2 separate regions of the Homo sapiens genome follow, and region 2 is linked to region 1. The links are chromatin contacts, found by Hi-C in ENCODE. All regions are on one chromosome and are shown on one strand. Each heading gives the region's core, a stretch centred on a gene start or an enhancer-like site at or near the end of the contact. The rest is flanking DNA. Distances are from core to core; before and after follow the strand shown.

Region 1 (2,700 bases), core at 13-2,512:
AAGTCAGCGACCCCTGACCCAGGACAGGGCTGCAGGACTCATGGGAAGCCCCAGGCTGGGGGCACGGAAGGACTGCTGGGGGGACCTCAGAGGCCAAGTCCTTCCAAACCAACCTGCTCCCTGTGCTTAAGGAGCCCAGTACCCCGAGCATGGTTCAAAGCACCTGGGCCTCTGCTCTTGCAGGTCCCTCTGCCTGGGGTGTGCTTTCCACAAGCATCCCCTTGCTTCTCCCAGCCTCATGTGCACAAATCCAGGCAGAGCAAACAGCAAGGTGACAAGAGGAAAGAGACCCATCCTGTTACGTGCCAGGCACCTAGCTGTGAGCTTGACACCCCCTCATCTCCTTGTGTCCTGACAATCCATCTTCCCCCTGGCCTGAGGACATTACCTCCATTTCACAGATGTTGAAACTGAGGCTGTAAAAGGAACCAGATCAGGATCGCCAGCCAGTGCCCAGTGGAACCAGGACTTGAACTCAGATCTGTGAGAACTCAAAGCATCTATGCCCTTATCACAGCATTTCCAAGCATCGTGGATGGGCTGACAGGCCCCTTTCATCACAAGACTGTGAAACGTGTCCAGGCAGCATTCCTTCCTCTCCCTAGGACTTCCCTTACAGCCTACCAGCACGGCTTCTCCATGGGGAAGAGCCCTCACCCACTGCCTGTCACAGGGTCCTGGGGTGCAGCTATGGGGTGAGAGGAACCAAAACTGAGAGTCTGGGGCTCATGGAATCCACCCCCTGCTTATTAGGCACAGACGGCATACTCAGTGCCTCCACTCACAACAAACCTTCGAGGTAGATATTTTCATTCCCATTTTTCAGATGTGGAAATCAAGCCATAGAGAAGCAAGGGCACTGGCCCAAGATCTCACAGTAGGAAGGGGCAGAGGAGAGATCTGAATCTGCACTGCCTGACTCTGGAGTCCAGGTCTTCAGTGACGGTCACTGTCCTTTATGTTCTGTGGCTTGCCTGCTGCACACGGGGCCCTGTGATCTCATATCAGTTGTCCCCACCTGTGCAACTTCCGCACCTTGCACATTCACAATGCTACCTCACTGACTTGGGGTACTTAGAGACTCCAAATCACCCCCCTCTGCACAGTCTCCACAGGCTGGCCAGACTCCCAGGGCAGGGAGTCTGTAGAGGCCTGTCCAGCCACATGGAGCTTTGAAAAATCCCAGAGCCCTGAGCTGCCCCAGGGTCCTCCTGCCTAGGCTGCCAGCCACGAGCACAGAGGCCTTGGAGTGCTCAGGCAGGCTCTGGCCCCTTGGAATTCCCTGGCTCCAGCCCAAGCAGCTGACAAATGGACTGGCACCACTGCCAGCAATCAGGACGGTGGAGTATGAGATCCCACCCTGTTCCCAGGCACAGGGAAGGAGGGGCAGGCTGCCCTTCCTTTTGACCCTGTCACCAGGCTGTCACCTCTCCCAAGGCAAAGCCCAAGCCTTGACCTAGGAGGGGTCTTGCTGGAAAAATTGCCCCCCACCCTACCCCACCCCACCTTCCATGGAAAACAAAAAGCTGCTCGAAGACCAGAGGAAATTCTAGAATCCTAAAAGTCATTGCTAGAGAGGCTTTAGGATCAAGGGGTCTCACACCCTCATCTTACAGGAAAAGGGAAGTGGCTCAGTGCAGCTGACAGCTTAAGCCTCACTCAGTTACAGCAAATCCACATGTGAATCCCAGCTTGGCCCTTCCCATGCTATGTAATCTTGGATTACTAAATCACAGACTCCTCGTCTGTAAAGGGGGTCAATGTAAAGATTTCATGAGATCATATACGTAGGGTGCATAGGGTGACCAGTTGTCCTGGTTTGCCAGAAACCAAGGGGTGTCCTGGGATGCAGAATGTAAAGTGCTCAAACTGGAATGTCCCAGCCAATCAGGGCCCGCTGGTCACTCTATGAACATGAAGAGACTGGCTCAAACAAACATGCCCTTTGGCTGTTATGTTTAAAGAGAGCTATGTCTGGAGTCAGCTATCAGTGAGTTTGAAACCCCCACCAGTAGAACTTCTAGAAAGACTTGTCAAGTCATTGGAAAGCTCTTCCTTTTTTTCACTACACTGACCTTGAGCAAACTGCCACATTCGTGTCAGTGTTGGTTTAGGCCCCTGGAGTCACACAGGACAAGCCAGCCACCTCCCTCCCCAGGCAGCAGCCACTTCCTCCCTTTAATCTCCGCCAGCACTTCCTCTGCATCATTCTTAACCCTTTGCCAGCCGACCCCCACCAGGCCAACTGAGCTGCTCTCCTGGGTTGGGGAGGGGTGCCACAATATGGTTTTGCTTGCAGGTTTGTCGATTTTTTATTTTTGTTCACTTAATTATTGGCGTGATGCAGCTGTGGATGGTGGGAGGTTCAAAAGAGGCTCACTTATACAGGGAACATAAATTAAAGTAAAAGAAGGAAGGGAAACATGTGTAGAGACAGAAAATGGAGTCACGGCTAAGGGTGAAATGCAGGGGACACAGAAGTTCCTAGACACTGACAGTGGCTGGACCATACACTGGAACCCCAGCTTCCTGAAAGGGGGACCCAGTTACATGAGTCACATGCTCCTTGCTAAAAACCAAACCCACTCAGGGGAATAGTAAGGCTTCCTGATGCTAGGAGCAGAAGGACTGTCTCCAGAAGCCTGTGGAGAGAAGACATGGGGGATCTGATCACGGAACGGGGTCTCCAGTTCCTGAATG
Region 2 (2,700 bases), core at 46-2,545, 300 kb after region 1:
ACCAGCTGATGGATATTTGGGTTGTTTTCAGTTTGGGGATCTTATGAACAAAGCTGCTGTACACATTTGTAGCAGTCTTTGTATGAACATCTGTTTTCATTCTCTTGGGGAGATACCTAAGAATGGGATTTCTGGCTTGGATGGGGAGTACATGGTGAGTACACGTCTAACTTTATAAGAAACTGCCCAACTGGTTTCCAAAGTGGCTGTATCATTTTGCATTCCCACCAGCAACATGTGAGTGTTCTAGCTTCTCCACATCCTCACCAGCACTGGGTGTTGTCAGTCTTTCTAATTCTAGTCCTGCTGGAGGGTGTGAAGTGGCATCTGACTGTGGCTTTAATTTGCATTTCCCTGATGGCTAATGACCTCAAGCATCTTTTGCAACAGCTTTCCTGGAACCTCCACCTGGAGGTTGAGCAGGCCCTGAGACCCAACTTGGCTGAACCCCAGCTCAGGACACTCCTCTTACCACCAGCCCTGCAACCTCCTTCCATGGCTTTCCCAGCCACCCCGTGGCACCCTCATCAGGATAGCTGCCCAAGTCAGAAACCTGAGATTTCAACCTCCTTTTTCCTCACTTCCAACCCATCAGCAACTCCTACCCTTTTCTTCCCAATTACCTCTCGATTCCACAACTTCTTTGCACCCTGCTCTAGTCCAGGTTCTCCTCATCCTCACACAGCCTCTTCCTCCTCCATGCGGCCACCCTGGCTCCTTCCAGCTGCCCCCACCTTGTCTGCTCCCCTAGTGCAAACTCCTGTGCCCATGATGCTCCCACTGCCTGGAACTTTCTTCCCTCTATCCCTTCCCTCCCAAGTCAATAACTCTGTGTCCTTCAAGTTTCAACCATGATTTTCCTGACCCATGCCCCCCAGCTCTGGCCCCATTGCTCCCAGCATCTCTCCTCTGGGCTCAGGGCCCAGCCATAATCTGACATAATCTGATCTTTTCCTGGGTGATTATTTGATCAATCTGTCCCCCTCTAGACCATGAGCCCCAAAGGGGTCTCGAACTCCTGGCCTCAAGTTATCCGCCCACCTTGGCCTTCCACAGTTCTGGGATTACAGGCCTGTCCTACTCACATGGCATCCCAGGGCCTCTCACAGTGCCTGGCACATTCCATAGTAATCGGTGGCTTGGTTGAGTGGCAAAGAGGGATGGGATCTGGGGAAAGAATTTGGGGAGCCCCTGCCAGATCAGCTGCTGGATGAACCACCCCCAGGGTGGCAGCCCCAGCCTGTAAGAGACAAGGGACCTGGAACAAACTGAGCCCATCATCCCCCGCCCCCCATTTCCTGTCTACCCTCCTTCCTTCCCTGCTGGCAGAGCTGAAGTCAGCACAGTGTGGTTTCCTAACCGTGCAACCGGCTGGAGCAAGTGGTTCAGCTTTCTGAACCTCGGTTTCCCTGGCAAGAAAATGGAACAATCATTGCACCCACATTATGAGGTTGAGTCCTAAATGAGATAATGCAGACAAACTGTTTGACAAGGCACTAGGTATGCAGTAAGTGCTCAGTAAAGGCCAGCTGCTTGCCCCCGGCCATCCCTCTTAGTCCTAGGCCCCAGCTCTGCTGTGTTGTGTTCTCTGCAATGAGAGGGCTGCGCTGTACTCGGTTACCCTCCCAAGGAACAGCGCCTTCCCTCAGCAGCCAGGAGCCACAGAGGGTGACTAATGGGGGACTTCCAGGCCCCAGGGCAGGTCAGCAGGGCTGAGGTTTTGGGGCGTGGGATTCCCCCAGAACCCCGCTGTGATCTCAAGGACAGCGTGACACAGTGGTAAGATCCTGGCTTTCAGGTCTGGGTTCCAATCTCAGATCCTCTTCATGACCTGGGGCAGGTGACTTCACCTAGCTCTCATCCTCAGTTTCATCTTCTGTAAAATGGGGAGAATACTAGAACCGTCTGTGAGAGCTGTTTGAGGGGATTCACGGGGATATTGCAGCTGTGTGTGTGTTCAGGATGTGTTTGCTGAATGGATGAGTGGGGTGATTCAGGCTGGTGGTCCTCAAGGGCATGGGAGGCCCAGGCAGGAGGGGAGGGCACAGGGGTGTGCAGGAGCCAGACTATATCTGCCCGTGAGAGCTAATCAACAAAATTTTCAGAATTTTGTGTCAGTTGTTTAATAAATTAAATTCTATTATATTAAAAGCCAAGGTCATCAGTACTCAAAACTCACCAATTCCTAATAATTGTACTACATTATCCGATGATCGATGCCCTTGTTACTAACACCTATTGTATCATCAACTATATAATGGTTGGTAGCTCAAAATCGGCTGTGGGAGTATTTACATGGAAGACATTGGCAAATGCTACAAATCAGGACTTTTTCCCATTGGAAGCCAGTTGTTAAACACTTAACAGCACGCCACTGGCTTTGGGGCTCCTTCCTGGCTAAATGATCTCCAAGTCTGGCCCAAGGGAAACGCAGGCTTCCACCTGCTCTAAGAGCTGGCGGCGGGCGCCCCCTGGTGGCCGCTTCAAGCACCCGGCTTCGCCCACCCTGAATGAAATCCCACACCTTGGAGAGAGAGAAAACTGTAAAGGGAAGGTGGCCCTCTTCCAACGCAAATGGAAATCTGTGGTTACACAGCATCCTCAGGAGCTGTCAGGAAATAGGGGAAAGCTCCCAGGAAGACGAGGTGACAAGATCCCTGGGGAACAACTCAGAGGTCCTTCAGCCTGAGTCCACAGCCC

Evidence for each region. Hi-C counts contacts between places; a loop is a spot of excess contacts on that map. Pooled maps may share reads with other maps.
Region 2: a pooled map shows a loop between it and region 1 (2.5-fold over the local background). The contact joins two enhancer-like sites. A Hi-C loop is called at or near these places in 1 of 168 maps with a recorded cell type or tissue (CD14-positive monocyte), 1 of 37 single-sample maps with no recorded cell type and 4 of 50 pooled maps.

What each region holds. Positions count from the first base shown.
Region 1 is chr12:108,311,774-108,314,473 of GRCh38, forward strand. The region is part of intron 2 of CMKLR1 (chemerin chemokine-like receptor 1); the gene reads right to left. Among named protein-coding and RNA genes, the nearest start is that of CMKLR1, 26 kb to the right of the region's middle. Within about 2 kb of position 1,263, at least 23 of the 41 ENCODE cell types and tissues checked have a DNase peak (open chromatin) inside an H3K27ac peak, as active enhancers do; they include CD14-positive monocyte, where a contact is called at or near this core.
Region 2 is chr12:108,615,821-108,618,520 of GRCh38, forward strand. No RefSeq gene overlaps it. Among named protein-coding and RNA genes, the nearest start is that of SELPLG, 17 kb to the right of the region's middle. RefSeq lists enhancers at 1,472-1,931, 2,512-2,561. Within about 2 kb of position 1,296, at least 14 of the 41 ENCODE cell types and tissues checked have a DNase peak (open chromatin) inside an H3K27ac peak, as active enhancers do; they include CD14-positive monocyte, where a contact is called at or near this core.